Linked DNA regions of Mus musculus: regions 2 and 3 are each linked to region 1. A link is a loop called in an ENCODE intact Hi-C map of the cell type or tissue named here. Cell type or tissue: left cerebral cortex. All regions are shown on one strand. Region 1 overlaps Dennd1a (DENN/MADD domain containing 1A). Region 2 overlaps Dennd1a (DENN/MADD domain containing 1A). Region 3 overlaps Nek6 (NIMA (never in mitosis gene a)-related expressed kinase 6).

Region 1 (2,500 bases):
TCACCCCTTCAGCTGCAGCCTAAACCCTCTAAGAGCCCAGTACACTTTGATATCCTCAGCAGAGATAAAGAACTAGGACTCAAGACAAGTCACAGTGGTTCAAAGGGCAGGCCCTGAGTCCACGTGTACCACCAGGAGCCACCCTCCACAAAGACCACTAGATGCTGGCTCCTGCCTCCCAGCCCCTCCTTCCAACTCTCCCAACATGGAGCTGACAGATTGGTGGCGCTGTTTTCCTTCCCTTCCAGAACAATATTTGAGGAGTCTGTTTTATTAAAATATTTTCCGCTGGATGCTTCCTGTGTTTCAAGAACTTGGTCTTGCCAGCTGGAGCTGGTGACAGTTGAGAGAAACACATCCAAGTGCTGTTGTGACATGGCATTTGGAAGTGGAGGAGCATGGGTGGGGGTAGAGGATGGCAGCATGGAAGAGATGCAGGAAAACACCCGGGTGGCACCAGAAATGTCATTGGCATGATGAGAATACAGCCTCGCCTCTTCCTCATTAAGAAAATGTGAAGAGAAACCCTAGCGATGACGTCTTAGAACATCCTTTGCTACCCGCTGGCCAGTCTGAGCTGCAGTGAGGTGTCTTTTGATTCCTGTCACTGTGTTTGCCAGCCCTCTGAACCAGCCCCCACACTCTTGCCCAGTTCATCTCAACTTGATGCTTTCTGGAAAGAAATCTAAGACAGGCACATTACACGAAAATACTGAAGTGATGCCGACCGGGCTAGGGCAATTACCAGGAAGAGCTACCTTCTTGACACAGCCAGCTTCTTGCACACACTAAAGAATTACTCCTGTCACTGGGTTTGGAACAGGAACAGCATAAATAAATGTGGGTGGTGAGTCCAATCTCTAATCAGGACCACAAAGTGGGGAATGCGTTTCCATAGGATGTGGACTGCTGCCAGTCTGGGATGTGTGCGTGTGTTATACAAGGATATCCTTAATTTAAGACTCAATAGCTACAGGTCCGTGGTTTCTATCCCAGGACACTTAGATCAGCTATGAAGAGGTGGCTAATTCCATTCCCTCCAAGAGAAATCTTTAAGGCAAGAGGAAACCCAGAGCCATGCAGCATTCTCACCACAAGGGGGCAGTCATAAGCCACGGCAAAGGAGATGTCCCTCACTATGTCCACCACAGCAATGTGTAGAGCCCAAGTTAAATATGCCCTCACTTCAGGTATCCCCTCTTCAAAATCTCACATATCCAAGCATCTCCAGAAATAAACATATATTTTCCCACTCTGGTGTTCTCCCTGAATGGTCTTTACCATTCAGGAAGGCTGGATCTATAAAGCAGAGGATTATGGGAGAAATGAAGTACACTGAGGTAGGCCATAGCCTGACATTTTGGAATCATTTCTATTTTGGCACCACTTCTTTGCAAAGAGAGGCATTCTTCCCTTTCACACAAAGAATAGTTTTTCCCCCTCAGTCCTCAAACCACCCTAGGCCAAGATGGATCTGTGATATCTACAGTATTTCTAAAGATATCCAAGGAAGCTGGTGAATAGCTGAGCCTAGGGCTATGCATACCAGGACAAGGGGAAATAGTGTTTCTCTCTCCAGGTTGGAACTGTCTACAGCTTGCAGGTTCCATCTCCCATCTATCTAACAGCCACTCAAGATGTTACTGAAGCTGGCTCTAGGCTGGGTCACAGGGTGTCCAGAGGTCCTCTAGGTCAGGGGGAAGTTTGAAGGAAAGGCCTAATAGCACAGGTGCTATGGCTGAGGAGAGAGCAATGGTGAGGATGCTTTCTGATAAGCTCAAGCCGTGGAGACTGAAGAGCAGTAAGCCTACAATGGGGCTTGGCCTTGCAGGAACGCTTCTTTGACAAGGCAGCTTACTCTCACCTGTGGACTCTTCAGTGTTAAGAGGCCTGGGGCTTCCTTTGGAATGTGGCTGACTGCCTTTGAGCTGCACCACTCAAAGCACAGCCCAGGTTCCTGATGTGACAACAGAGGCTCAGACTCTGACACCAATGACCAAGTTCCCTGTCTGGCCTTATTTAACACCTGCTCAGCATTTCAAAGGAGCCTCCAAGAGGAAGGCTGGGGCTACATGCTTGGTCACCACAAAGCTCTGGCTCATTGGGTTCCTGGGGAGAGATGAGAGGGAGCAATAGTACTCACTGCTCAGGGCTTGAGACAGATGTCCTCCTGCCTTCCACAGTGATGTTGCTCTTGGGTCTCCTGACGACATGTGGACGAGGAGGCCGTACCTAAGGATGAACATGGGGAAATCCCCAAGAAGGAGTGAGTTAAAAAGGCCCCACAGGTCCACTGTGAACATTTGGGTAAACAGCCCCAGAGGGCTTGGTTACAGGTTCTCCAGGCCTGGGCTACCATGGTCTCCTGGTTATTACGTAAACACCACCACTTAACATACAGCATATGGATATATATGCTCTCTGGAATTTAAGCCAGAAAGGCTCTCCTCATCTGCAGACCCAGTGGCCTCTCAGAGAGCTGACTGAGGTGTGAACAACA
Region 2 (2,500 bases), 90 kb after region 1:
CGATATGTTGTTTCCAATCCTCCCATAGCTTTGGATTTTTAAATAAATAGATAAAAGAAAAGAAAAATGGTGAAATTCTATTTTAAAGAGATGTTTACTTACTATAATTTATGAATAAAATAAAATATCTGGAACTGCAATATATGGAACTTTTCTATTTAAGAAAAAAATGTCTGAGTCTAAAAAAATTGTTATATACACTTGTAAGAACAAAGTTAATGTGGAAAGTATATGGAAAAACCCAGGTAAATAAGAATTTAAAACAGTAGGAAACAAAATAAAATCAAGAGGACAGTAGATCAGTGGACACAGGGCAATATTCATGGTAGAAAAACAGATACTTGCCAAACAGCATGAGAAAAAAATTGAATGAAAATAATGAGTTAAAACGAAATTTGCATGTGTTCATGTGAGTAAGGAAACAGCAAAAAGGAAAATGTATATTAAGTGGGGAACAGGTAACCAAATTCAACAAAGGAATCATAATCGGTGAGTAAGGATAATGTCTTGGGTATGAGAAAAATGTACAATAAAGACTATATAAAAGAAGAAAAGTATTGTATTGACCATGTAAGTTTAATTACATAAGAAGGCATAAAATGATTTGGAAAGAAATGTGCTAACCCTGATGCAGATTGCCTGGGGGTGGGGTTGGCCACTGAGTGATCTTCCCCTCTTTTCGCTTTTCTGTCTTTCACAAATGTTTTACAATGAAAATATATTACTTTTATCATCAGATAAACCCAATAATACACATTGTTATTTTTAGATGCTGTCTCAACTTGGCCTTTTGCCCTGGTATGTATTCTTATGATTGTTCCTGTCATCATGACAAGAAGAGAAACTTCACAAGTGACTGGAGAGTCCTGAGTGGCATTAGGGATTCACCTACGTGGGATGGGTTTTAACTAGCACAAAGGACCCTGTAAGTAGGAACATTCAAAGGCAATTAGTTGGTAACAATATTATAAATAGAAAAGGAGCCAAATAAATGTTTCCTGGATATCATTAATTTAGTTGTAAAATAGATTCAGAGTTACTCTGATAACCCCACATAAAGAAGGCACTCATTATAAAGACAGCCATGTGTTAAACAAGAAAATGTAGACACAGAGATAGCTCTGCTGTACATAACCAAGATATTCCCACGGAGACAGCAGTTCTCAAAATATCATCCTCAAAACCAAAAGCTGCAGCTAGGAAAACAACCCCAGCACAATGCTAATCAGGTTGATCCTGCCTACTCATCCCCACATCCAGAATCCAGCGTGCCTCTAGCCTCTCCCTCTGGCTCTGTTGATACCCCACTGTAGGCCCCTTCTGAGAAAAGTGGCCATGGTGATGCTTCACAGGAACAGTGAGTGCCCAGACCCACAGAGAACACAGAGGAAGGCCACAGAAATGCCCTGGGGACCTTCTTTCTCTCCAAAGAAGCCTGATGACTTGCTTTTGAGAACGGAATGCTCCTGTCACCTTCACTACTGTTGGCTTCCCTGGAGTGAAAGCTCCAGGGTGTGTGTGTGTGTGTGTGTGTGTGTGTGTGTGTGTGTCTGTGTCTGTGTTTGTGTGTGTGCACGCCTGGGATCACAACTTACCCAAGACTCTAGCCTGTCTCTAACAGACTCATATAACCCTGGCCTCTCCTTCAAGGACAAGTGTTCCAGTCTCATTTCCTGGGCCAGTTCTAGTGGTCTCATCTCTGAGACTGAGACCACTGCCAGTGACTGCCTAGGGTATGGTCATGTGACTGAAAAGCAGTCAGTGGCACAGGAGAAGCCACCCAAAGAACTGCTAGGAAAACAAGGTCATGTTGCCACTGGAAAGGGTGGGGCTTTGAAGTCTGTGACACAGCCTCCTTGAGTCCAGGTAGTATGGCTGACAGGGTGGACTGGAAGACCGGAGGGCAGAATTAGGCTCATGGTGTTAGCAGCAAGGTGTTGACAATTAGTCAAGAACTGATTTGATGACCACCACTGGCTGTGTCAAGACTGCTCACAGCAATGCAACAGAAACCTCTGTACATTTCTCTGTCCCTCTTCCATTCAATAAAACTAGTTTGAATCAATGCCTCGGACTGGTTAAAGTGTACTATTAAGAATTAAAGAAAGGACCTTGTTGCTAGTGTTCTTATCTCGATGAGAACAGGCCAGTTTGTTCACCTTCCACCCTTTATTATACAAACATTTTTTAAAAAAGCAGAAAATAAAGAAAAAAATTCAATATGATTCTCCTGCCCTAATGTAGGTCAAGCCTTCCCTATCCCCTGGAATGGCTAAAAGAGATATAGGCCCTACTGCCTACATGCCACCCTGAGCTTTGGGGGAAGCACACTGTAGGTTCAAATTAACTTTACAAATACCCCAGGAATAGGAAGAAAAGCTTACACTGGCTACCACGCTTCCTGGAACACTGACAGGCAAGTTTTCAAATGCATATGGAATATTCACTTTCAAGTAAACTCATGGAAGGCAGCCTTGTGGTAAAAGGGCTTTAGTGTCTA
Region 3 (2,500 bases), 760 kb after region 1:
GATCCTTTAGGGCAGGCACTGCATTTTTCTCGTCTGCAGGGGACGGTGTGGAGCCAAGGCCTGGTAGGACAGAGAAGCGTTACTGCCGAGCTGTGCCCCCGCTGAAAATGAGGCATTTTAAATGCCTGGCTGGAAAGGGCTGCCTAGAATGTCCTTGTAGACTGGTTGGGTGGGCCACCTCCTGGGGCTTGGTAGCCCAGTGTCGGGAAGGCCTATGGGCCTTTCAGGCCAGAGCAGTCAACAGTGGGGCCGGTCGAGCCTTTTTGATACTCTGGGCTTCAGTTTCAGGAATAGTCTTAGTGAACACCTGGCTAGGGCAGGAGATCAGATGGATTCAGAGACTCCTCTGAGAGCATCGCCCATGCGTGCCAGGTGCTGGGGTGAGGGGACAGCTGTTCAGGAGCTTCCAAATACTCTTAATGTGTAAGGTCAGCAAGAATAAGCAATTTTGACTTCATGTTTGTGAGCATGTCCACAGAACTCTCAGGCGTTGGGGGAGAGATGCTGGGCCCGGCAAGAGCCCAGCCTGGGCAAGTCAGCCCCTTGTGTGGGATGGAGTCTCCCTGCCTTGGAGAGGGAAGTACATGAGGCCCTGCGATGGAGGCACCCAGCTCCAGACACTCCGGCCTCTCTGTGAACCCATCAACCAGCTGAGCTGTGCAGCTGGCATTTGCTGCCAGGCTTTAGAAGCCCAACAGCTTGACACATTTCCCTTTTTGCTTTGGCCAACAGGAGGTCTCAGCACTGCTCAGCTTGGGTCCTTATGGAGGGAGTCCCCTTTGACCTATTCTCATGTATACTGTCCCTAGTCCAGATGGCTTATCATTTTCTTTCTTCATCCTCTGTTGTGTATTTTCAGAAACTGCTTCCTGTCCCCTTAAAGTCACAAGTGTCTCTAAACATAAACAAATACAGGCCAGTCTGCCTGAGAGAAGAGCTCTGTGCATCCCCCAGGGCCGATGGAAGATGACAGCTGGCTCCCTCTGTTCCTGCCAGCCCTGGTCCCTGTCCAAGCCTTTGTTACAGCTCCTTAGTGGCAAACGCAGCCCAGTCTTGGTCTGCACCAAGCCCACGACCATAGCCTCGATGGATTCCCAGCCAAGCAGGCTGTTCTAAGTCCTACACACATACCTGAGGAGGTGGCTTCCAGCGTGGCGGCAGGGCTCAGCTTAGTCAGTTGATCTAGTTGTTGGCAGTGTGTCGCTGAGTGCCTTGTAGCTATGCAGGAGCAAAAGGCAGTGGGAAGCCAAATAAATCAATCAGTCCTCTAGGAATATTCGCCCACAAGGACAGGACAAAAGGCAGCCATGGCCATTCATGGGCTGCCCTCAAGGGTGACAGTGGGCTCTGTTGAAACTGGCACCCCTCTGCACCCCTGCAGTGCATCAGGGAAAGAAGTGTATATTTTCCCAGCAGACAAGGAGGGGCCTCATCTGGGCCCAGCACTGGGTAATTGGCAAGAGGTGTCCTGCAGTCATGGCTGCCACCTCCCTGAGACCACCTGTGGTGTCTTCTCCTGATATCAGCTTAAAGAGCTAGGACAAAACTCTCTCCTCCCCCCACCACTGCCTTTTCTGCTTCCTGCTTAACTTAAACCATTGAGAATTCATGTGGACCCCGTGGAACATACGCCATGCCAACATGATCTGGGGCAGGAAGTGTGTAAGATCAGAAATAATCCCCTTGACATCCTTTCTTGAACCCCGAGGACTGGCTGAAGCCCCTGTGCACTTTCCCTGTGGAGGAGGTGGAGTGGCCAATGAAGCTGAAGGCTCACTTGGTACCAGCCCCTTGCAGTGGGGACGGAAACCCAGCAAGCCAGTGGGCTGGAGAAAGCTGCTTTGGAATTCTGGCTTAAACAGTAGAATGGCCCAGAAAGCCTACCCCCCTACCCCTGAGAACTGGGCCACACATACTCTCCTGGTCACGCTTCACTACAGGCTGTATTTGGGAGAAGATGGGTGACAGACAAAAGAGATCCTTTTCTTAAGTCAGGTTTCCTTCCTTAGGAAGGAAACCTTAGGTTGTTTGAGACACAGACACATACTTAAACATATGAAGAGAGCCATGACTCTGGTGGTCTGGAGGTAGCAGGGATCTGTCCCCCAACAGCAAGCCCTTTGCTCCAACCTTCCTGGGGCTGGCTGGCCACCGGTCTGAGTAGATCTTGCCATCCTGGGTAATCGTTATAATCCCCATGTCGTCAGTAGGCCCTCAAGTTACTTCACAGCCTGCTGTCCTTATCAGGATGGCAGGCCCACGGCCAGCAGCTGGACGGTGAGTAGTTTGGACATGGCTTCTGATAGAACCTGCAGCTTAGAATGGAGAAGCTCCGGTAGCAGGGACGACTCACTGCTAACCCTGTGCACAGCAGCTCTCTGGGATGATGAGGGGAAGGTGCTGGAGAGAAAGAATAGACGATGGATCACCCCTTGCCCCATTTTTCTGAGACATTTAGAGTTAGTTGTAAAGGGCCGCATTTGTGAAGACCCAACAGATT

What was found. A loop is a pair of places that touch in the nucleus more often than their neighbours do. Peaks named below come from ENCODE experiments on the same cell type or tissue, not always from the same donor. Only the 100,000 strongest peaks of a DNase experiment are listed, where the experiment ranks them.
Region 2: it touches region 1 in a loop (4-fold over the local background); 4 of 42 quality-filtered maps call a loop at or near these places.
Region 3: it touches region 1 in a loop (3-fold over the local background); 5 of 42 quality-filtered maps call a loop at or near these places.

What each region holds. Positions count from the first base shown.
Region 1 is chr2:37,814,773-37,817,272 of GRCm38, forward strand. It overlaps Dennd1a (DENN/MADD domain containing 1A), which reads right to left. Exons shown (of 23, transcript NM_001362973.1): 20 at 2,144-2,232. Among named protein-coding and RNA genes, the nearest start is that of Crb2, 40 kb to the left of the region's middle. In left cerebral cortex, CTCF peaks have their summits at 216 and 1,089 (motif pointing right); DNase peaks (open chromatin) are centred at 436 and 1,096.
Region 2 is chr2:37,905,257-37,907,756 of GRCm38, forward strand. The region is part of intron 13 of Dennd1a (DENN/MADD domain containing 1A); the gene reads right to left. Among named protein-coding and RNA genes, the nearest start is that of Crb2, 130 kb to the left of the region's middle. In left cerebral cortex, no CTCF peak of the experiment used is centred here; DNase peaks (open chromatin) are centred at 1,206 and 2,393; H3K27ac peaks cover 752 bases.
Region 3 is chr2:38,578,314-38,580,813 of GRCm38, forward strand. All of the region lies in intron 8 of Nek6 (NIMA (never in mitosis gene a)-related expressed kinase 6), which reads left to right. Among named protein-coding and RNA genes, the nearest start is that of Gm35808, 46 kb to the left of the region's middle. In left cerebral cortex, no CTCF peak of the experiment used is centred here; DNase peaks (open chromatin) are centred at 669 and 1,103.